3 separate regions of the Homo sapiens genome follow, and regions 1 and 3 are each linked to region 2. A link is a loop called in an ENCODE intact Hi-C map of the cell type or tissue named here. Cell type or tissue: OCI-LY7. All regions are shown on one strand.

Region 1 (8,000 bases), 190 kb after region 2:
CTGCTGAAGAGCTGGACGTTCGTTTCCAAGAACCATTCCCTCTGCTGAGGCCCAAAACTCTTGTAACTGACCCTTACTTCCATCTCTAGGCAGAGATCAGTGTGAGAGACAAGACTTTTCAGTTGTCTTAGAAAGATTGCATATCCAGTATAATGTCAGTGTGTCCTGTATTTGGTTTTATTCTTAGTTTCTGAAACATCTCACTTCCTCTAAAACAGCACTTCTTAAACCACATCTCTATTGCTGTCATTGGGTCTCTTCCCTTCCTCCTCCAAAGAGTTTAAGAGATGCCAAGTTGAACATAGCTGAACAGGGGGGTTTATTTTACCTGCAGAATCCTCAGAACTCTTAAGTGGCTTTATATTCATCCAAAAAGTCTTTTAAGGGGTGCAGAGAATGGAGCTTTTTCCAAACTTATCTGAAAGCAGAAACATCATTTCATGGACAATTTGCTAATAATGTCATGCGGAAACTGGAGTGTCACACACTTAGCGTGGGGAATGTGGCCTAGAAACTGAGTTCCCTTCACCCACCGCGGCTATGCGATTAATGGGAGTAGCTCTTGGCCCGTCGGTCTGCAGGTGGAGATGTTTGTTTCCATTGCCGAGAATGCTGCGGTGGGAATGCACTGGCAGCACCCGCCTGTTGAGGAACTTGTTTTGCCAAACATACTCGGCAGGTGACTGATGAGTGCCTACCCCTCCCACAAGGCCCCTTCTGCTGGCAGAAGATGCCTGTGACCTCAGCTCCCACCTGGTGGAGCAGAGATGGGCAGCACTGGGCAGCCTCGGGCCCCCGGGAGGCCCCTGTTCGCCCACAGCGTCCCAGGTGCCCTGGGTGTTGCCAGGCAGCGATAGGGAGTGGGCTCTGGGCAGAGTCGGTGTGAGTTCACCAAAGTCTCCACCTTGAGTTCCTCAAGCCCAGTGCAGGAGAGCCCATGAGGGTCAGGGGAAGCCAAGATGGAGGCACACACCCAGGGGACATCGTGGCACCTGCTGCAGGGAAGCCCACGGGCATGGCTGTGATTCCCAGGGGTCAGAGGTCAACAGCCTGAAGGTCTTCTCAAATATGGGAGGCCAGGCCCAGGAGTTGAAGGAAAAAGGTTTATCCATGGGAGAAGGAGTAGTGGGGCTCTCCTACCCCTAACTGCATGATTCTGCAATAACCAGAAACAAGAACAAGAAACCGCAGCCATTCTCCTGAGGGGACGGGGGCCCCATTTCTTCAAAGTTCCCTCTCATCCTCAGGGATACTGATGGGCTCCCCTGTGACTGCCCCTCCTCTCTCCCTGGGGCATCATGAACCTGGAAGGGGGATTCTTCCGTCTCCCTGGCCCTGGCCACGCAGTGCCCACCTTTCCCGTGATAGCCACAACGTCCGTGGAGAGGGAAGTCCAGCCCCTGGGAAATTGGAAGTTGTGCGCAGGTCCTTGCCTGCTGAGGCCTGAGCCGGCGTTCAGCACAGGTGGCTCTGCCCAGCCCTCAGCCTCTCTGCCTTGTCCCTGAGCCGGAGAGCACAAAAGGGCCCCTCCAGGGGAAATGCTGCTGGTGTCATGGCAACAGCTGTTTCACTCCTGAAGGGGGCCAGGCCAAGGCCCTGCCTTCTGCAAGCACTGGTTCTCAGAGAAGATACCAGGGCCTGCAGGGTGAAAATGAGCTCCTGCTAAAATGGGAGGCACAGGCTGTGGCGTCCAGGCTGCCCCTACCCCAGCCCCACGCACCCAGGAATCTAGCACGTCTGTAGCCCCTCGGGCGTGAGCCCACTCCGCTGTGAATCACAGTTGAAGGCGGTGCTTGCTGAGTGTTCGGGCTTCCCATGGCCCCCTGGCCCCAGGTTGCTCCCCGTGGTCCAGTGCACTACCTGCCTCACCCTGAGCTGGGGCCCCCTGGGCCTGCGGCATCTCCTCCCTCATTGCCAACAGCTCCTTACACACTCAGAGTGGCCTCCTTTTGTTCCTTTGTCCTGGTGATCGGGGAGAAGGCATTTAGACTCCCCCTACCCGCATGCCACAGGAGGAAGCTGGAGGCAGGCGTCTCGGAGGACGGGGGGACGTGGGTCTGGGGTCTGGGGCCTCAGTGCCGGACAGGGACAGCATGATGCAGGCTTCAGGCTTCAGCTGGGCCTCTGACAAGAGCCATGGGCCACAGGAGGAAGCACGTGGCGCCCTCCTGCACGTGAGCAGCTGGGAGGCTGCCCTTCCAGGCCTGTGGCTTAGGAGCCCGGAGCCTCCTGGAGCGCAGGGTCACATGTGTCTGAGCTTGAGGCCCCGACTTCAGAACCGAGGGGGCGCCGTCTGGATTGTGCGGTCGGTGAACTGCGGCTTCGGTTCTATCCTTTGTGGCCCTGCAGCCGCTTAATCCCCAGGTGTGTTCTGTTCTGCCTCATTCCCACAAGGTGTTGGGACCCAGCAGACACGGGTGCTGGCGATCACCACCGTGTCCATTTAGAGAGCTTTCCTGAGGCCCACAGTGTGCAGGCGGCAGCCATTGTGCGGGGACTGGGAGGGTTGTGGCCTCAGGCGGGGGCGGTAGCCAGCTCTTCCCTAGCACTACTTTGTGCGGGGACTGGGAGGGTCGTGGCCTCAGGCCGGGGCGGTAACCAGCTCTTCCCTAGCTGCTCCAGCACTTTATGTTTGTAAATTCATGGAGTCCTTGCGGCCACTGTGGGAATGGAGAGGGGTCATTATTTTCATTTCACAGCCGAGTGTCACATGGCCCAGATTGTCAGCCAGGACGTGGCCCAGCTGGGACTTGAACCCGGGAGGTCTGGCTCTGGGGCTGACTGTTAGTCTGCAGCCCTGTGTATTGCAGTGTAGACAGGAGGCTCAGCGCCTGCCCGGGCCAGGCAGCCACAGTCTGGAGACTGTGGCTGAGGGAGCCTCAGTGTTCTGTAGGGCACCTCGGGGCACCGGACATGCACGCACAGAACCAGGGCTGCAACCCCAGCACCGGCCTCTGTCGGTGGCAGCAACAGACATTTGGGCTGGGAGGCAGGCTTGGTGGTCAGCACCACACTCACAGGGGACCAGCTGTGCACCCACCTGGGCCCTCTGCAGCTTCAGGCTCCGATGGGGTGCCTGGGCCTGCTGCTGACGCCTCTGCTCTGCTCCCCGCAGCTTGCACGCGGACACCAGGTGGCGCTGTCGTCTATCAGCTATGTGGGCTGCTCCCTCTCCGTGCTCTGCCTGGTGGCCACGCTGGTCACCTTCGCCGTGCTGTCGTGAGTCCCCTTTTCTAATCCACCCAACAGTCTCTCGGCCCCTGCCTGCACCCAGATCTCAAGATGGAAGAGACACGGGAGAGGGGAGGGGCTGTGGAGGTAAGAGCACCAGGCTTAGCTGGAAAGGTCTGGAAAGGCCCCCAGCCCAGGCACAGGAATTCTGGTGGAACCCGAGCCAGGCAAAAGGGGATGGCCATGGGCCTGGGGACACCTCAGCCCTGTGCTCAGATATTCACTCTCGCTCCCACGTTCCTCAGCACAGGCGTGTGGTCGGCTTTGAGGGCCCGACTGTGCCCAAGAGAGATGAGAACATGCTTGGATGGGGGCTGGACAATAACCAAGTAAACAAAAGCGAGAACAAACATCTTCACTGTGATCACGCCACGAGGCAGCAGGGCAGAGAGCGAGGGGTGCAGCTAGGTCCCAGCAGTGGTCAGGAAGCTTACGCTGAGGGAGACATTTGGGCCGCCATGCGGGGACCTGGGAGAGGGTTTACTGCATGGGAACAGCTATGCAAAGGCCCCACAGCTGGAATAAGCTGGGGCTTTGAGAAGCAGGAACATGAGCTGGGAAAGAAAGGAACTCAGAGCAGAGCCATGGCCCAGGGTCAGACTGTGTAGGGCTGTGTGGGCATGGAAGGAGCTGGGGTCAGATCCAAGAGCAATAGGGAGCCATCGATGGTCCACAGCAGGGAGTGACAGCAACCCCTCTGGCTGCTCTTGGAGGAATGGATATAGGGACTTCGTGGGGCCAGGGAGCCCAGCCTGGGGGACTGGGTCGGCGCAGGGCCCAGGCCTCACACCCTGCCTCTGTCCTCAGCTCCGTGAGCACCATCCGGAACCAGCGCTACCACATCCACGCCAACCTGTCCTTCGCCGTGCTGGTGGCCCAGGTCCTGCTGCTCATTAGTTTCCGCCTCGAGCCGGGCACGGTGAGTGGGCGCAGCTCCGTGTTCCTGCGCTGTCCTTCCCTTGCCTCCTCGGATGTCACCGGGTGGCACCTTCTGCTAGCTTTTTCAACTCAAATTTCAGAACCCATCTCCCCAGACAACCAGGGCTGTGGTTTTCTCGGGGGAAGCAGAGATCGTGACGTGCATGAGCTGGTTTCTGTGCTGCACGCCAGCCTCGGGTAAAGCTGCCGCTGCCGCCACCCACTCACACTGCCTAGCACCAGCTACGCGCGAGGCACCATGACAAGGGCTTGCATCTGTGAAGCCATGTCACCCTCTAACCAGCTGTCATCCTCTCAGCCTACAGATAAAGGAATTGGGGCACAGGGCTCACAGTCCTTGGCCAAGCTGACGGCCTGGTGTGGGCAGACCAAGACTCTTATTGGCTGCAGGCTGTGCCCTTCATCAGCTGCTTGACAGCAAACAGTTGTGCCACCTCTGTTCAGCGAAGCAGACCTGCAGACCTAGATGCCATCTTTCCCTGCCCTTTGCATGGAGTGGGGGGTTCTCTGGGGCCCTAAGAAGTCTTAGACCTCACAGAAGGCAAAGAGCTGAGACTCTCTGAAGTGACCCAGCAGTGGAATGATGTGGGCTTGTAAGCTAGTTGATGGAAGAGAAAAACAGAGGGCTGCCTGCTCCATGTGTGGGAGGAAAAAGGGAGCTGGTTCTGGCAGAAGCTCTTAGGAACCCAGCAGGATAAGCCTGTGGTCTTAGGGTGCAATCAGGATTGGCCAACAGAAGATGAACGCTTTATCCCATGCCTAGCGGGTCAGCAGAGCCTCTCCTCCTCACTGCCCAGCAGAGCCCTTTGTCCCCATGCATGTCCTGGGGCTGCTGCCTATGGACAGACCCACCTTCATGTGGCAGCAAGCACCTCCCTCACAGGGCACCCCACCTCAGACTCGGGAGCATCTGAGAAGTTCCTGGATGCACCGTGGAATGGATGGGGTGTGCACTGGCCTCATGTTCTCCTGCTGGACGCTTCTCAGGCTCCGGTGTGAAACCTCCCATGAGGATTCCTTACAGTGCAGATTTTGGTTTAGGAGCTCTGGGTGGAGCTCAGAATGCTGTATTTCTATCAATCATTCAGGTGATGCTGACGCTGCCTGTTCAAGTCCATACTGGGGAGCAAGGTCCCACTGTGTGCTGGCAGCAGGAGGGGAGGCAGGTCTGCAGCAGCTCCAGGTGTCTATAATCCCAGCTGGTGGCCCTAGGGGACTGGGAGAGCATCTTTCCTCCAGAACCCTGTGTCTCAATCCCAGGGAAGGGCTCTGATGGGTCCCGCTTTCCCAGAGACCTGTGTCTGAATCCCAGGGAAGGGCTCTGATGGGTCCCGCTCTCCCAGAGACCTGTGTCTGAATCCCAGGGAAGGGCTCTGATGGGTCCTGCTTTCCCAGAGACCTGTGTCTGAATCCCAGCGAAGGGCTCTGATGGGTCCCGCTCTCCCAGAGACCTGTGGCTAAATCCCAGGGAAGGGCTCTGATGGGTCCCGCTCTCCCAGAGACCCGTGTCTAAATCGCAGGGAAGGGCTCTGATGGGTCCTGCTCTCCCAGAGACCCGTGTCTAAATCCCAGGGAAGGGCTCTGATGGGTCCCGCTCTCCCAGAGACCCGTGTCTGAATCCCAGGGAAGGGCTCTGATGGGTCCCGCTCTCCCAGAGACCTGGGTCAGAATCCCAGGGAAGGGCTCCAGTTGGTCCTGTTTGAGTGATATGCCTACAGGGTAAACCTTTGTGCCCAGATGGGAGAGGATGATTGTAATGGTTGGTCCCACCAGAGCCTCTGGGGTAGGAAGGGGCTGCTCCCCAAGGAAAAGGGGCAGCTGGTCCTGGAAGACACAGGGCCAGGGGTTGCTGAGCCAACAAAAATAATAGGTATGTCTTATTTTGTATCTAGATATAACAGATCATGATGACAAGAAACACATTTAGTGGCTTGTACATTTCTTCTCTGAGAACTAACTGCCTTGGGCGTATCTGAAGGACAGAACTTGGAGCGCCAGCAGAGCTGGGTTGTCCTGGGGTCCTTGGTTTGTGTTCCTTCCTGGGCTCTGGTTTCCTGGACCTTTTATCTAGAGCTAAGGGACACGCCCTGGCTGTTCCCAGCACCTGGACTCACAGGGAGCAGAGGAGTGGAGCCCCAGGAGGATCTGAGGCTGCACTGTGCAGGGCCCAACTCTCTCCGTCCTGGGCACCTGGGGCCTCCAGGCCCCAGGCAAGGAATGGAGAGGTTCCCAAGGCCCTGCCTTTCTGTCCCTGAGCCCTATTGAGGGGAAGCCTATGGAGCAGCATGGTCGCCTGAGCCCCTTTCAGTTCTGGGTAACTACAACTTGGAAGCTGCAGTCAATTTAGTTAGAACTAGAAGTCCCAGCATGTAGGGTTCAGCCACATGGCAGGCGGCAGGCTCCACACCTCTCTGGGAGCCACGTGGCTTCCAAAGTTCCTTGCTCCAGTCCTCACTTGAAGGGAGGGAAACTCTTCCATAGTCCCTGCCTTAGCCCCAGAATCCACCCTGATTGGACCAGGTGAGTCATGTGCCCATCCCTGAGCCAATCCTGTTGCAAGGAATGGATAGTTTTGCTGATTGGTTGGGCCTGAGTCCTGTGCCCTCTCCTGAACCAATCACCATCCCTGGGGGCAACATGGTGCTGTAATTGGCTAGCCCTGAGTCAAGCGCTACACCCAAATCCCTGGGCTTGAGCAACAGGAAGATACCCTGGGAAGAAACATGGTCACATGACCAAAAGACCACCCAGGACATGGATACTGGGAGGCTGGGATCATAGCCACGCCCAGGGCCCACCCCAGAGCTGTCTCACTTCCCATCTCTGGTTAAATCCTAGACCCCCTGCCAAGTGATGGCCGTGCTCCTACACTACTTCTTCCTGAGTGCCTTCGCATGGATGCTGGTGGAGGGGCTGCACCTCTACAGCATGGTGATCAAGGTCTTTGGGTCGGAGGACAGCAAGCACCGTTACTACTATGGGATGGGATGGGGTAGGTGGGGCAGGGCAGGTGGGATGGCGGGGCGGGAGGGACAGGAAGAGACAGGTGGGGATGGGGCAGGTAGGACAGGATGAGACAGGTGGAAGTGGGGACAGAAGGGGCAGGTGGGGATGGGGGGAGGTGGGAATGGGGTTTGATCGGATGGGACAGGGAAAGTCAGATGTGCTTTCATCTTCATATTATCCTTCTTGGTGCCTCCTAGAGACCCAAATAGGAAGGAGAATCCACTGGCTAATCAAAGGCAAAAAGTCCCCATCACTTGGAAACATTTCCAACATTCCTGACTTGGTTTATCAATTTTGGTGATCTTTTCAAAGAACCAACTTTTGGTTTGATTTTCTTTTTTGTTTTTCTATTATCCGTTTCTTTAATTTCTGCTTCAATCTTCATTATTTCCTTTCTTTTGCTTATTTTAGCTTTAGTTTCTTCTTCTTTTCCAGTGTGTCGAAGTGAAAGTTGAGGTTACTGAGTTGAGATTTTCTTTTTTAATATAGGCATGTATAGTTATATATTTCCCTCTACTCACTGCTTTAGCTGCATCCTGTATGTTTTGTGTCTTCATTTTAAATTCATCTCAAAGTATTTTCAAATTTATTTAATTTTTATTTGACCCATTGATTATTTATGTTGTTTAATTTGTACATATTCATGAGTTTCTCACTTTTTTCTATTATTGATGTCTAATTTTATTTCATTGTGGAAAGACAACATATTTTGTATGACTTCAGTCCTTTTAACTGTATTAGGGTTTGTTTTATGCCTTAGTAAGTATCTATCCTGGAAAGTGTTCCATATGCCCTTGAGAAGAATGTATATTCTGCTGTTGGAT
Region 2 (8,000 bases):
TTTTTTTTTTTTTTACAAAATATATTTTTTGGTCATGTGGAATAAAAAGTTGGAAAAATTGGAAATCAATAAAAAAAACTCAGCAAAATCTCTAAGTATTTGGAAACTCAATAACACATGTCTACCCATAAGTCAAAAAAGGAACCAAAAGAAAAATTAGCATTTTGAAGTAAATGAGAATGAAAACACAGCATGTCAAAACTTATGAGATGAGTTAAAGTGGCTTTAGGGGGAAATTTATAGCATTACATTCTTAGAGGGAAAGTTATAGCACTGAACATCAATATTTGAGTAAAATTCTTAAAATATTAGCAAATCCAAATTAACATATATATAAAGGATAATACATCATGAGCAAGTAGGCATTACCCCAGAAATGTAAGATTAACTTGACATTTAAAAATTAATCAATATAATTAAACATATCAGGAGCTACATTACACGATCATCTCAATAGAAGCCTAGTGAGCATTTGACAGACTTCAACATCCATTTCTGATTAAAACTGTCTGCAAACTATAATTAGAAGGTAGCTTCCCCATCATAATGAAAGAAATCTATGGAAAATTTACAGTTAATATATATTTATACTTAAGCAGCTAAAAAGACTTTCTCCTATGATCAGGGCAAGGCACGGGTGAGTGCCTGTTCTCATTGTGTCTACTCGATGTTGTCTGGAGGTGCAGTGCAATGTGCAATTGCTCTTGCAATAAGGCAAGAAAAAGAAATAAAAGGGAACTGGATTGGGAAGGAAAGTGTAAAGGCATTATTTATTTGCAGATGGTATATTGTATATGTAGAAAATTCTATATGATCTACAAAAAAGCTGCTATAATTGAAAAGTGGGCCAGGCACGGTGGATCACACCTGTAATCCCAGCACTTTGGGAGGCCGAGGTGGGCAGATTGCCTGAGCTCAGGAGTTCAAGGCCAGCCTGGGTAACACAGTGAAACCCTATCTCTGCTAAAATACAAAAAAGTAGCTGGGTATGGTGGCATGCACCTGTAATCCTAGATACTGGGGAGGCTGAGGCAGGAGAATCATTGGAACCCAGGAGGCAGAAGTTGCAGTGAGCTGAGATCGCACCACTGCATTCCAGCCTGGGTGACAGAGCAAGACTCTGTCTCAAAAAAAAAAAAAAAAAAGGATATAAAATCTATATACAACATGTATTGAATTTCTGTAATCATAATGAACAAGCAGAAATTGAAATAGAAATATAACTTACAAAGGCATAAAAATGATGTAGACACAAAAGATGTAAAGGACACTGCACTACAACCCACTACTAAGAGAAAGAAGGTCTAAATGAATGGGCCATAGACTGTGCTCTTGGTCTGAAAGTTTCAGTATTATTATGATGTCAATTCTCCCCAAATTGATCTATCAATTCAATGCCATTCCAATAAAAATCTCAGCAGATTTTGAAGAAATTGACATGGCGATTATAAAATTTAAATGGTAGTACAAAGGACCTAGAAGAACCAAAACAACTTAGAAAAAGATCAGTACAGTTGGTAGACTTACATTACCCGACTTTAGAATTACTACAAAGTTATCATAATTAAGACAGTGTGGTATTGGCATAAAGACAGGCAAAAAGATCAATGGAACAGAGTAGAGAGTCCAGAAATGAACTCATAGGCATATGGTTAATTGATTTTTGGCAAAGCTGCAAAAGAAATTCAACGGAGAAAAGATAATCTTTCCAACAAATTATGCTGTAGAAATTGGACATCCATAGGCAGAAAAAGCAAGCCTCAATTAATATTTTGTATCATCTATAAAATTAACTCAAAAAAGGTAATAGAATTAGCTGTAACACCTAAAACTGCTAAAATTCAGGAAGACAACATAGGAGAAAATCTTTGTTATCTTGGGTGAGGTAAATAATTCCTAGATATGACACAAGTATGATCTATAAATAAAAAAAGATTATAAATTGTACTTTATCAAAATCAAGAATTTCTTCTCTTCAAATGATGCTAAGAGAATGAAAATGTATGTATATCCCAGAATGGGCAAAAATACTTGAAAGTCACATATCTGATACAGGACTTGTATCCAGAATATACCAGAACTCTTCAAACTCAAGAAGAAAAACATGCAACCACTTTTTTTTTTTTTTTTTTTTTTTTTTTTTTTTTGAGGCAGAGTCTCCCTCAGTGGCCCAGGCTGGAGTGCAGAGGCTCGATCTCGGCTCACTGCAAGCTCCGCCTCCTGGGTTCACGCCATTCTCCTGCCTCAGCCTCCCGAGTAGCTGGGATTACAGGCCGCCGCCACCGCGCCCAGCTACTTTTTTTGCATGTTTTTAGTAGAGACGGGGTTTCACCGTGTTAGCCAGGATGGTCACGATTTCCTCACCTCGTGATCCGCCCGCCTCGGCCTCCCAAAGTGCTGGGATTACAGGCGTGAGCCACCGCGCCCGGCCCATGCAACCACATTTTTAAAATGCATAATTTCCTTCTTTTTTAATTTTTGAAATGGGGTCTTGCTCTGTCACCCAGGCTGGAGTGCAGTGGTGTGATCATAGCTCACTACAGTCTCGACCTCCTGAGCTCAAACCATCCTCCTGCTTCAGCCTCCTGAGTAACCGGGACTACGGGCACGTGCCACCATGCTTGGTTAATTTTTATTTTTTAATTTTTTGTAGAGATGGGGTCTTACTATGTTGCCTAGGCTGGTTTCAAACTCCTGGTCTCAAGACGACCTTGGCCTCCCACGGCGCCGGGATTACAGGTGTGAGCCAACATGCCTTGCCCAAAATGCGTAATTGTCTTTTTATTTGTATTTGTTCATTCGATACATATTTATTGGTCACCTGTGCCAAACCCTTTCTAGACGCTCAGTGATTCTTGGTAAACCAAGCAAGAGGTCCCTGTCCTCTGGGACTTGTTTGTGGGGCACACAGATATTTGCTGTCCAGCTGAAATATGTGCTATGGGGTAGGGCGCCTGACTGTCTAATGCACCTCCGCATCCCCGGCACGCAGGACCCGGCCGGGCTGCCGCCTCTCAGAATCGCTGTGCAATTGGCGATTGCGACATTCATGGAATAAATTCCCCTTCGCGACACATGGGGACGCTCACGCTCCACGCTGTGGCCACACTCTTACGCGCCTTTGTTCAAATGGTCCGCGGTAATCACCCCTCCAGCTCACCTTCTCAAAAAGGGGACGTGGATGAGGCTCTCATGATTAATGATCGCAGTACGGATTTGTAACTTATTACGGAAGAAAAGCCACATCAAGCAGGTGTCGTTTGGAACAAGAGAGATTCGGCTGCCTAAGCAGTACCAAAGGACGGTGTCCTTTTCTGGGTCACATTTTAATTTTCTTTTCAGGTCTTGCAGAACAGCGATTAGTTCATTGCTAATGAAATCCTTAAGTGCTTCAGAGCATTACAACTTAGGGGAGGAAAGACTGGTGTGTCTTCTGAGACGCCCTGAGCAGCACAGACGACTAGAAATGCGTTTACGCTCGGCTGCTTGGGCTGATTGCCTTTGCAAAGAGGCACATGAAACCGCAGATATCTGCATGCACAGCCAGCAAAGGAATCGTAGAAATAACAACGTTATTGGGAAGTCATATTTTAAGCCGAGGCAGACGCTGTGCCACTGAATACCTAGGGTAGTTCAGATGCACCTAATATCCAGGTTTTTAGGGGAACTAATACGTGTGTGTGGAGCTGTGTCTTGAAATAATTCAATGTTCTAAGCCTCAGTGAAATCGTGTCTCTGGAAGGTCAATCATTGAAGGTATAACGTAAACACTCAAGAAAACAGGGAGACTTTGTGGCAGCTCTTAACGTCGTGACGCCAGCTGCAGTAGCTCTGTCAATTGTGGGGGCATCAGATAAATCAATTTAAGCTGGAAAAGTCCTTTGAGGTATCCAGGTGGTTCGTAAGGCCACATAAGTCTGTCAAATATCATCGCTTTAGAGATTTCTGAGATTTCAGAGGATATCAGGTCTTGATGCTTGGAAAGAGGCAATCGGCAAGATTTTAGCAAAGGGACTCTGAGACAAAAGCCACAGGTTTTTGTTCGTCCATGCATGCTTTCCTCAGTTTCACTGTGCAGCACCTCTCAAACTTTCATGAGAAATTTGGGGTGCCCTGGCACTCTGTGTTTTTCTAACCGGCTCCCGGCCGACACTGAGGCTAGTGGTTCTTGAACCACGCGTCGGTATTAGGGTGCTGTGCAGTACGTAGCTCGAGGAAGGCACTTCCACAGAAGGCAGTAGCCTACCTCCACCCTGTTTACCACCTGCAGGATTCATCTCATCTCTTCACTCAAGAAAATTGGGCAGCCCTGTGCGGGAGGCCTGACTTGCACTAGCGGCTGGAGACAAAGGGTGAGTCAGACTCAGCTTGGTACCTCTCCTGTTGAGGCTTATTATTTTAGTTTGGGAGACAAGCACAGAGACTGGTAATTCCTAACTTTTAAATGCTGTCAGCGAGGAAGCGCAGCGGGCAGCTGTGAACGTGTCTAACGGGGGCTGTGAGCTTCAGAAGTCGGGGAAGTGCTGAGGTTCAAGGAAGAACCGGGGTTCATTGGCCAAGAGAGCCACAGGTGGGGTGGGGTGGATCATATTCCAGGGAAAGGGGGCGTGTGTGCAAAGCCTCTGAGGCAGGAGGGATGCGGGCTTTTGGAGGACCCGGCTGGTCTGTGTGGTTGGAACATGGTGGGCACACGCTGGGTGAGCGTGGAGTATCTGGAGGTGAGGCTAGCGTTGGTGGGATCCTGGTAATCCCGCTAGGACACCGGGTCATCCTCCGTCATTAGATGATGGTAAAGATAGTGGATATCAGGGGAAAGTGGGGACTGACGGCTCCCCTTTTCACGATAAGGGTGGCGTGTTTCCATTTGACGAACGGACCCCCTTACTAAGTACCTGTTAGCGCAGGTGACACCCACCTGCTCCGCGAGCTCAGTAGACACCCATCTCCACGAGGGGGGCAGCAGAGCAGAACGCTGAGGCTCGGAGTCTGAACCTTGAGAAAGATTTCGTCGTGGAATTCTAGAATTGATAGTTCTGCATCTAGACATATTCTAGACATCTAGACATATTCTAGATGTCTCGATAGAAGCTGTGCGCTAACAGCGGCCCACACGCGCCTGCTCACTTCAGGGGTCCTGTTTCAGTTCCTTCAGGGTGGCTGGTGTCTAGGCGAGAACGGCATCTGGAGAGGGAAAGGTCACCCCTCCCTGACCCGCGTTGCACTCGTCAGGAACGTGGCACAACCTCCCAGTATTAATTCCCACCGCGCCCTGTGGCGGGGCCCTGGCAGACATGTAGATTTGCCAGACGGCCAACGTGATTGCATCCTTCATTAGCTATGAGGTGGTGCAGGAGGAGCCGTCGACTCCAGGGGTGGCAGGTGGTTTGGGGGCCAGGTGGCCAAGTTTATGGAGTGCCTATGGTTTCACCCCACCTTGCAGGCATCGGGCTGGCGGCCCTCGCCTCTGTGAGCCTCACAGGCTTTCTGCACTCAGAGAAGGGAGCTGGTGGCAAACAGGCCTTGAAGAAGGGGAGAAAGTAGCTGTCAGGTGCGGCTACTCAATGCTGCCATCAGCTTAGAATTGTAAAGGGAACTGTTTGAACCAGGGCACGAGAAGAGTGGTTTTCTTTTATTTTCTTTTGTTTGTTTTGGTTGAGGCTAAGATTTCCCCATGACCTCAGAGCATCGAGGGCCAGCCCATTTCCAAAGGGTCTGCCGGTCTAACGTCTCTGTTGCTCATACTTAGCACCTAAAACTCATGTTCCTCCATGTCAAAATCATATTTCTCTATTTGAAATCATATTCCCTCATGTTGAAATCATATTCCCCCATGTTGAAATCATATTCCCCCATGTTTAAATCATATTTCCCCATGTTTAAATATTTCCTCATGTTGAAGTTATATTTCTCCATGTTGAAATCATATTCCCTCATGTTGAAATCTACTTCCCCATGTTGAAATCATATTTCCCCATATTTAAATCATATTCCCTTATGCTGAAATCATATTCCATGATGAAATCATACTTCCCCATGTTTAAATCATATTTCCTCACGTTGAAATCACATTCCCTCATGTTGAAATCATATTTCCCTATGTTTAAATCATATTTCTCCATGTTGAAATCATATTTCCCCATGTTGAAATCATATTCCCCCAGGTTGAAGTCATATTTCCCCATGTTTAAATCATATTCCCTCATGTTGAAATCATATTTCCCCATGTTTAAATCATATTCCCTCATGCTGAAATCATATTCCATGATGAAATCATACTTCCCCATGTTTAAATCATATTTCCTCACATTGAAATCACATTCCCTCATGTTGAAATCATATTTCCCTATGTTTAAATCATATTTCCCCATGTTGAAATCATATTTCCCCATGTTGAAATCATATTTCCCCATGTTGAAATCATATTCCCCCATGTTGAAGTCATATTTCCCTATGTTGAAATCATATTCCTCCATGTTGAAGTCATATTTCTCCATGTTGAAATCATATTCCCCCATGTTGAAGTCATATTTCTCCATGTTGGAATCATATTCTCCCATGTTGAAATTGGAGCAGTTAATTGGGGTCACACTTTTATCATCTTGTCCTGGACTTTAGTTCCCAGGGGCAGACCAGGCAGTCATCAGAAACACAAACCTATTTAGAGAACTGCCTTCTTTCAATACACACCTGCCCTGATCATTTGGGTTGGAATATGGCTGCTTGTGGTGTTTTCTGCACTTTCAGCCTCCAAGTTGAGTCTTTGCGTGGCCGAGTGTCAGCACTTGCCACACATTTCCTCTTCCTGGGCAAACGACCTCACTCTCTGGGCATGTGGTTGAATGTCCTGGCCTCACCTCACAGTTAGATGTGGCCGATGGGATGTGAATAGAAGCCGTACGTGACACTTGCAGTCGTGACCCGCAAATATTTCCGCCACACGGCCAGCCATTCCCTTTCTCTGCTACTGGCTTGAGGTGACTAACAAGGCAGCTTCAATGGCCACACATTACAAACAGAGCCACGGATGGAAGGGACCATGGTCCCTGAGTCACCACGTGAAGGACACAGTTGCTGGCTACATGGAAGCACCCTTTGGACTTGTGAGAATGAGACAGAAACATCCATCACGTGTGAGCCATTCGGTGTTTGGGTTTGTTTGCTGCAGCAGCGGCCACAGCATTAGATTTTCATTCCGATCTAGGGACGCCACCGTAGGAGGAAAGTTAACAGATCCAGAAGTTGTGTGAACTGCCTGGTGAGCCCAGGCATTGGTGAGACCACAGCAGGGCTGAATGGAGGGAACAAAACTCTGTCCCCTGAGCATTCACTCTGGCCATCTCTCCTGTTCTTCTCTCTTCAGAGTGGAGGTCCATGTGCTCAGACAGAGGAGGCATTATCCTGACCTTTCTCCTCCCAGAATCAAGTTTTATCACTTACGCTCAGAAATCTGAGCTTGCTCTTGGAATTCAGCACTGGCTTCATGGATCCTTCTCTGCCAATGTGCATTTTATGGCCAACGAATGACCAGGACTGGTTGGTTGGATTGTCGTAAATTCACAAGACATGTTCATGGAGATCTTGCCAAGGGTGTGGCCACTTCAGCCATTGCATCAGAGCTAGTGGAGGGGAGATCGGGGTGGCCAGCTTGGCCGAGGATGTACGAAGTATGTGTAAACATTCTTTCTCCACTGATATCAAGTGTATTAGTCAGGGCTCTCGATTGCAAGCACTCTGACTTTCTTAGGCAAAAAGGGAATTTTTGAAAGGACGTCAGGGGTTCACAGCATCATTGTGGAGCTAGAGGGTCTATCTTGGAAAATGGAACCAACCAAGGGCACTTCAGAAGGCTGGACAGCAGGAATCACAGCTGAGGCCAGGATGCAGGTACAGACTGTTCATTGCTGCTGGAGATTCAAAGTGCCAGGGGAGAGGGCCATCTGCATAGAGCCTGAGTCACAGGCTTGCTCCCAGCTGTGCCAAGGCTGGTGTATTGGTCTGTT
Region 3 (8,000 bases), 62 kb after region 2:
ATAGGAAGGGGCACTTGCTGGAATGTTCTGGCACCTTCTTTCACCTACCTGGAGACCTTGAAGGCTCAGCTCAAGTGTAAACTTTACGGGGATGAGCTCCAGTCCAGGTGAGTTCCTCTGTCTCATGCCCTTATTGCTCCCCCTACATTTCTTCCCACAACTTGCACGGCCGACGATGGCCTGTCACTTCCGTCTCCCTTACTTGGTCTTCAGCTCAGTGAGGACGAGGACTGAGTCTGCCTTGGCCAGTGATGAGTTCTCAGTGCCTGGCACACCATAGATACTGCACACTGAATGCATCTCCATCCAGGGTTTGCTGCACCTTCACTTGAATACTGAACAAGGGCCATTCACGACTCCTAGAGAAATCATTTCCCCTACATTGAACCTATAGTCAATACTGACTGGACACTCAAGCATGTTGCTAGGAGGTAGATCTCATGTGAAGTCTGTGACCATAATAAAGTTAAATGAAAGGGAACTGATTGCATAAAATCCAAAAAAGGTCATTTCCAGCATCAAGGTGCAGATTATTAGGTAATTCTTCCTTGCTTACTCTCATTTCTACCTCTGATTTATTGCTGTGTCGGTTAAGATGATGTTATTTGATATAACAAGTAAAAACACAGACAACGGCAGAAAAAGAAGCCCATTCCGCTATTGGACTCCTCTGACTTTTAGTGTGTTATTTCTGATATTGGGCTAAATTCCGTCTCGAGTAACTTCGGCCCATTGCTTCTAGTTCCAGCTCTCCTGTGAATGGCTTTGGCAGCTCCTGGGAAAGGCAGCCTCCCCGATTAGCCCCTCAGCTTCACCTTCCTCCCTCTGTGAATGTTTCCTTTGCTTTTTCCTCACATGCATTAAGAACTTCTTCTGCTTATAAACCCCAGAGAGGCTGCTGAGGTCCCGAGGCAGCAGCTGGAGCATCTCCGCACGGCCATTTCCCTCTTCTCAGCTTTGAGTTGACTTTTTCCCCCTTTGCATTTGTTTCCTAAATTTAAAACGCTGTCAACAATTTGCTAAGATACTTGCAGGTGGAGTTTTAGGATAGAAATTTCCAGAGGGGCCTGGGGGACACGGGCCTGGCAGGGATCTAGCTACTCTCTTACTCAGGCGATCTGGGGTCAGGGGGCTTGGAGGCCTGTGGAGCAGATGATCCTCAGAGAAGCATTCATTCAGCACACTCCTTGAACAGATGGGGAAACTGAGGCCCAGAGAGGATGCAAGATGAGCCTGAGCTGCCACGATGCTGTGGCACAGTGTATCTCCAAGTACAGCTCGTAGGCCCTGGGTGGCAGCAACTGCAGGTTCCCAGGCCCCAACCAGGACGTGCTGATTCTGAGTCTCAGTGGACAAGGCCTGGGAATCGGCATTTTTAGCCAGTCTCTCCAGGTGATTCTCGCAACTCATGTGATACCACATCCCGGAATCCGCGGCTGACTATACGTGCTTGGTTTGGTGGGCGCCGTGTTGATCTTCTGTTTTTAGAGTGAGACTTTCTACATTGTCTCCTGCCAGGTGGGTGGATCCAAATACCCCAGCCCACGAGGTTTCCAGAAATGGAATTTCTCCCGGTGCTTTCAGTGTTTTTCTTTTAAAATTAACATTCAATTCTGGCAGGACACAGTGGCTCACACCTGTAATCCCAACACTTTAGGAGGCCGAGGCAGGAGGATTGTTTGAACCCAAGAGTTTCAGACCAGCCTGGGCACCACAGGAAGACCCTGTCTCAATGAAAAAAAAAAAAAAAATTTAGCAGGGCGAGGTGGTGTGTACCTGTCATCCTAGCTACTCAGGAGGCTGAGGTGGGAGGATCACTTGGGCCCAGGAGGTCAAGCCTGCAGTGAGCCATGATTGCACCACTGCACTCCAGCCTGGACCACAGGGCAAGACACTGTCTCAAAAAAATTCAACCTTTATATATGGGAAAATTTCATTTAAAAATCTACACTTCTGACTTCTCTTAAAATATGAGAACTGCTCCCCTGCACCCCACTGGCAGCAGTTGGTCAGGGGTAAGGAGTGACTGCCCCTTAAGGCAGGGCCAGCATTTTCCAGTTTTCCTCAGCCTGCAGGACTCTCTGCTGTCTGTCGCTGTGACTGAAGGTGGTGGCCATTCCCCAGGATGGCCTGCGTGTGGCTTTGTTAGAGGAGCAGGGAAAGGGGAAAGGGAAGAATTTCTTATTCCCATGGGGAAAGTGGGTGTCCTACAGCCCCAGTCATTTCAGGAAGCGATTAGAGTGGGGCTTTGGGGTGGGGGTGTGGAGTGAGAATTTTAAAGGCTCGATATGCAAACGAGTGTCTCCTCCTGGCCACACCAGGCACAGGGCCCATGAGGCAGCCGGGAAACGGGCTCTGAGTCTTGCGTGAAAGCGTATGGGACGCGCATCCTCGTGGCTCTTTGGGAAACGTGGTGGGCCACAGGCTGGTCCGGGTGCCAGAACGGCCATCAGACCCTGTCCCTGCCTTGCTCCAGCTCTGTTCTCAAGGCTGCTTTCCTGGTGTGGGAGCAGCATCCGCTCAGAAGCTCCAAGTTCTGGTTTTGTCAGGTGAGCCTGCCCATGCCTGGGTCAGTCCTGGTGATTCTGATAGGCCCAGCCCGAGTCAGCCTTCAGCTGTGTGGTCTGTGGTGACTGGGGTGTGGGTACAGACGCCAGGCGGGCCCGCATGCCTGTATAACCTCGCGCCCTCCTGGGCCGCTGCTTTGTTGGCATGTGTTGATCATGCTCTTGCAGGGTGCTGAGTCTGTGGGCCTGGGAAGGGCAGCTGCATGCATGATCTCCAAGGGAAGGGCGGGAGCCACAGCACAGTGATTACAAACGCAGACTCCAGATCCAGGCTGCCTGGGTTCAAATCCTGACTCGTCCCAGACCAGCTGTGTGGCCTTGGGCAAGTTACCGCACCTCCCTGTGCTTCAGTTTTCTCCCCTGTGAAATGGGGACAGTAATGACCCCTAGTTCACAGGTTGTTGGGAGGATTTAACCTCAGCCCATATAAGTTCTCCTCACCTGCTAGAAATCATCCTTTGTCTTATGCCGTGGTCTCTACATATGAAGGGAATTAACTTCTCATCTAGTAAATCTGTGACAAATATTCTTTCCCTGGATGGTTGTCTGTCTTTGAGTTTGTTACGGTAATTTTTTTTGCCTTGCAGAATATTATATTTATGCACTTAAATTTATTAGTCTTTTCTTATGACTCCTAGATTTTTATTTTTCCTTTTTTTGTCTTGTCAAAAAAGATCTTTCCTCATTTTATTTTTTGGATGTTTTAGGATTCAGTGCTTATAACAAGAAAAAATTATCAAATTAGTTTGTCAATATTGTGCTTGTTTCTTTTTCCTTCAGATTTTTCCTTGTTGTATTGATGGCCCAACTCCATGAGGCAAAGTTCCTTAAAAGGCTAATATGGAAGGCACATTGTGAATTTGTTATGACTCTATGAAGACGTGAATTGATACTTAAATATAAGCTGTTGCTCAGGTAGAAGTCATTGTTTTGTGCGTTGAGTTAACTAAATGAAAAGCTTGGTTACCGGCACCATGGATGGCCTTCGATCTACCCTTACCTAACACCACATGGAATTTTTTTATTTTTATTTTTCTTCCTGAACAGAAAGACATTTGGCCAAGACAGGCTCATTTTGAATTGAGTGAAAGAAATTTTAAAATGCAGCAAAGTTTTTGGAAAAAATTAACTTCCATGAATCCTACTGGGAATTTGTTTCATAACAAAAATTTCACAACGCACTGTGCTGACTTCCTTGTGAAACGGGTTGTTTCTGAGTGTGCAGGGAAGTGGCGGGAGGCTTGGGGGTTTGTCCTGGCTTCTGTACCCCTCAGCGCCCAAGGCAGGGAAGTGGCGGGAGGCTCGGGGGGTTGTCCTGGCTTCTGTACCCCTCAGCGCCCAAGGCAGGTGTTGCAGGAAGCCCGTTCATGAGGTGGGTGTGGGTGGTGCCAGCCAGGTCTGGGGACACCAGCGTCAGCTGCCCCAGGCCTCTGTGCAACCCCCACAGTCGCACCCTTTTGCGGTAACCCACATTACTGGGCACTCGGGAAGGCTGTTTTCTTTCCCAGGAGCCCTAAGGACAGATGCCGCAGGGCTTGGAGTTGTACCCCGTAGCCTCTCAGAGGTCCAGAAAGGTCCAGGCCTCTTCCAATTTTTTTGAGGTTCTTCTTCTCTTAAAAAATAAAATGGGGAAATTCCATACCAGGGTTATAAAATGTATGCTGTGTTTTTCCTGAATCCTGCGAGGGCTTTGAACTCACAAAGGTATAGTTGTCTTGATATATTGTCACAAGACATTTGAAGGACTTCTAACAGATATGTTAATTCATAAGGCATCACAGAAAGCATGGTGGGCAATGAGACACTGCCTTATACACGAATGACAAATGTCTTCTTTGAATTCAGTGACTCTCTAAGACTGTGTCCATAACCTCATGTGAAGGTAAGGTCTAAAGTCTAAATTTGGCACCATTTATAGAAATAAAGCCCAGGGCAAATATCCTTCTGCCTCTCCCCTGCACCCACCGTCCCATCATGGGCCTCTTTGGACCAGTTCTGGGCACGTGTTCTCTCTCAGCACCACTGAACCCTCTTACCCATGTGCCTGGGCCAGGCTTGGCGGGGGTGAGGCAGCTGGATGTATTTCCAGCTGTCAGGGGCAGAATCCAGACAGGCAGCTAGTGTCTCACACACACACACACACACACACACACACACACACACACACACACTGGAGTTTACACACAAAGAAGGGCCAGGTGGGCAGATGCTACTGGAGGCAGAGAAGTGGAATAGAGACAACCAGAGCTCCAAAATGCAACGCCAGAGAGGCCCAAGCTCCACAGAGCCTCCAGCCAGGCCCTGCCCTGACTTCCCCTTCAGCAGAGAGCCCGGCCCCCAGACCAGTGGGTGTGAGTGCAGAACAGCGGTCGGGGTGGGTGCGGGGCATGCTCAGGAGCTGGGCTTTTGCGGTTCCTCTTTTTTTTTTTTTGAGACGGAGTCTCGCTCTGTCGCCCAGGCTGGAGTGCAGTGGCACAATCTCGGCTCACTGCAAGCTCTGCCTCCCGGGTTCACGCCATTCTCCTGCCTCAGCCTCCTGAGCAGCTGGGACGACAGGCACCTGCCACCACGCCTGGCTAATTTTTTGTATTTTTAGTAGAGACGGGGTTTCACCATGTTAGTAAAGATGGTCTCGATCTCCTGACCTCATGATCCACCCGCCTCGGCCTCCCTAAGTGCTGGGATTACAGGCGTGAGCCACCATGCCTGGACCCTCTTTTTTTTGAGACAGAGTCTTGCTCTGTTGCCCAGGCTGGAGTGCAATGGCGTGGTCTCGGCTCACTGCAACCTCTGCCTCCGTGGTTCAAACAATTCTCCTGCCTCAGCCTCCTGAGTAGCTGGGACTACAGGTGCATGCCACCACACCCGGCCAATTTTTATATTTTTAGTAGAGACGGCATTTCACTATGCTGGCCAGGCTGGTCTCAAACTCCTGACCTCAGGTGATCCACTTGCCTCGGCCTCCCAAAGTGCTGGGATTACAGGCGTGAGCCACCGCGCCCGGCCTGCAGTTCCTCTTATAGTAAAAACATGGAGAAATCCCACATGAGGATCATAAAAATTACATTGTTTTTCCATGTTTACATTGATCACAGTAGGACTTTGCACCCACAAAGGTACAATATCTAATTGTCATAATTTACTGTAATATACTGCCACAACACATTTGAGGTATGTCCTATCTGCTGCTGGTGGCGGAGGCAACATGAACTAATGAGCCAGCTCATTCATGCTAACATGCGTCGCTCAGACCATTTAGTCCAGGTGCAATCCCTCCTCCCCCGCAGCGTGGGCCTGGGGTCAGGACTTACCACGAATGTGCAGACTAGAGTCTTGAAAAAGGTTTCAGCTGCTGCCCCCTCTGTATCCAACTGCGGGAAATGAACAATTGAAGATATCAACAACCTTAAAAGTGTGCTTCCCTTTGGCAAGAAATGCCCTCTTGGGAATGTATCCTAAAGGCATATAGTCTGAGATATGCAAAAGAATTTGCTTCAAGTTCTGTTTGAAAATTTCTTCAAAAAGTGGAAGAAAACCTTAAGATCCAGCAACAGGGGATTGCTGTTTAAAAAAAAGACTGTGGTGCTTGTTTAGAATGCGCCGCTGTGCAGACATAAAAGTGACAACGTGACAGTGTATTTATGGACATCGGAGGAAGTTCACGGTGGAGTAAACTTTATAGAAATGTTGTTTATAAACCAGTGTGCCTGAGATGGTTCGTGTCTTTGTAAAATCTATTTATAGAAGAGGCTTAGGAAGGAGCCGCCCTAACCACATTTCTGGAGGAATAGGAGAGAAACCTGGAGGGTGTAGGTCTTCACATTTGCATGATCCCGGGGAGTGGGGGCGGGGAACTGCCTGGGGCTGCAGCGATCTTCATCAGTCACTGGTGACCTTGAGTGAATGAGCCTCAGTTCCTTCATCTGTATAGTGGGGATGAAGCAGGATTTTTGTACTTTTTAAAAGGCGAGAATTCATTTCAAACTCCTAGAAAAGTGCCTGGCACTGTGTGAGCCCTTAATAAACATGAGCAAATATCACTGTCTGGATTTTCTGAACTGAACATACACTGCCTTTAGAATGGGGACAAAATGCTTTTCGAATGAAAAATAAAAAGCAAAGAGAACCATGTGCTTGCGAGAAGTCAAGTCCCCTGCTCTCTGTGAATAACTGATCTTGTGACTTTCCTCAGGGGTCACGTTTTCTTTTTTCTGGAAGACACAAGGAGAACAGTCTAGACCAATCCCTTCTGCGTATGGGGGACAGGTCATCTCCAATGGGTTCAAAGTCTGCTCCAGCGGTGGCAGAGGCTCTGTGGAGCTGTATACGCGGGACAATTCCATGACATGGGAGGCCTCCTTCAGCCCCCCAGGTGAGTGACAGCATCGGTCCCGGGAGGCTCTGCCTGGAGGAGTGGAGTCTTCTCTGAGAATGGACGCTGAGAAGCCCAACGCAGCCCAAGGAGCCCAGGGATGCTGCTGCCTCCTGGCACCCGAGCTCCTTTCCTTTAAGGGTTGTTGGGGAGGTGCATGGGGAGAGGCAAGGAGGTGCCCTTGGTAAGCCGCCTTTGGTTGGTGCAGAGCCTGGGCTCCGTCTGCCCGTGCACTGTGTGCCTGCTGTAGGTTACCTGACCACACTGACCTCAGTGATCACACCTGTGATGTGCAGATGATATTGACAGTACTTACCTCACGGTTTCCAGGACATTAAGCTGAAGATATGGTGTGCAAAGTGCAAGCAGTGGTTACATTTCTCCTTCTTTTCCTTCTCATTTTCCCTCTTCCTCCTCATCTGCCTCCTTTTTCTCTCACAGTCTTTGTCTCTTCCTCTTTCTCTTCCTCCCCCTCCTCTTCTTCCTTCTTCTTAGTGGTATAGACTTGAAATTGTTTAAAGCATGACGAGAAGAAGCTTTTGGAGAGAGAGGCTGAAGAATCGGGGAGCAGAGGAAGGGGCTAGGGGAGAGCGCATGAAGCACTGGACTGTGCGTGGTCTTGGAGGAGGGAGGGGCCCTGGATGTGTGGGAAGAGAACAGGAGTCCCTGCACATTGGCTGAGTTTGCAGGTGGGTGTTGAGACATGGACGTGGGGCAGTAGGCTGCAGAGGCTGACGAAGGTCTGAAGTGGAAGCTGGAGAAGGGGAACAGGTGGCTGGGGACACAGAAGGACTCAGGGTGGCATGGAGTGGGGGCCAAGTCAGGACTGGAGCCCAACAAGGGAAGGGCAGAGGTGGAGGGGGCAGCACAAAAGCCTAGGATGATCTCCTCCGGTAGGAAACATCTTTGATGTATTTAAGGGAAATCCATTTTCTGGCTCATTCTTAAGGGAGGCTGCATGGCCCAGTTATTAAAAAGCGTGAACTCTGGACCCAAACAGGCTGGATCAAATCCCGCCTCTGGACGTTGGTAGTTGTGTGAACCTGGGCACCTTCCCTAAC

Evidence for each region. Hi-C counts contacts between places; a loop is a spot of excess contacts. Peaks named below come from ENCODE experiments on the same cell type or tissue, not always from the same donor. Only the 100,000 strongest peaks of a DNase experiment are listed, where the experiment ranks them.
Region 1: it touches region 2 in a loop (3-fold over the local background); 16 of 110 quality-filtered maps call a loop at or near these places.
Region 3: a loop joins it to region 2, with 5 times the contacts of the local background. A loop is called at or near these places in 4 of 110 quality-filtered maps.

Annotation. Positions count from the first base shown.
Region 1 is chr12:131,101,716-131,109,715 of GRCh38, forward strand. ADGRD1 (adhesion G protein-coupled receptor D1) reads left to right here. Exons shown (of 25, transcript NM_198827.5): 16 at 3,116-3,219; 17 at 4,039-4,150; 18 at 7,009-7,162. Among named protein-coding and RNA genes, the nearest start is that of LINC01257, 59 kb to the right of the region's middle. RefSeq lists an enhancer at 3,320-3,389. In OCI-LY7, CTCF peaks have their summits at 3,131 (motif pointing right) and 3,349; DNase peaks (open chromatin) are centred at 186 and 3,136.
Region 2 is chr12:130,913,291-130,921,290 of GRCh38, forward strand. No RefSeq gene overlaps it. Among named protein-coding and RNA genes, the nearest start is that of ADGRD1, 37 kb to the right of the region's middle. In OCI-LY7, a CTCF peak has its summit at 3,086; DNase peaks (open chromatin) are centred at 3,091 and 3,481; H3K4me3 peaks cover 736 bases; H3K27ac peaks cover 492 bases.
Region 3 is chr12:130,975,125-130,983,124 of GRCh38, forward strand. ADGRD1 (adhesion G protein-coupled receptor D1) reads left to right here. Exons shown (of 25, transcript NM_198827.5): 5 at 6,760-6,939. Among named protein-coding and RNA genes, the nearest start is that of ADGRD1-AS1, 15 kb to the right of the region's middle. RefSeq lists an enhancer at 4,422-5,412. In OCI-LY7, a CTCF peak has its summit at 6,007; DNase peaks (open chromatin) are centred at 3,937, 4,917, 5,827, 6,177 and 1 weaker place; H3K4me3 peaks cover 4,403 bases; H3K27ac peaks cover 5,063 bases.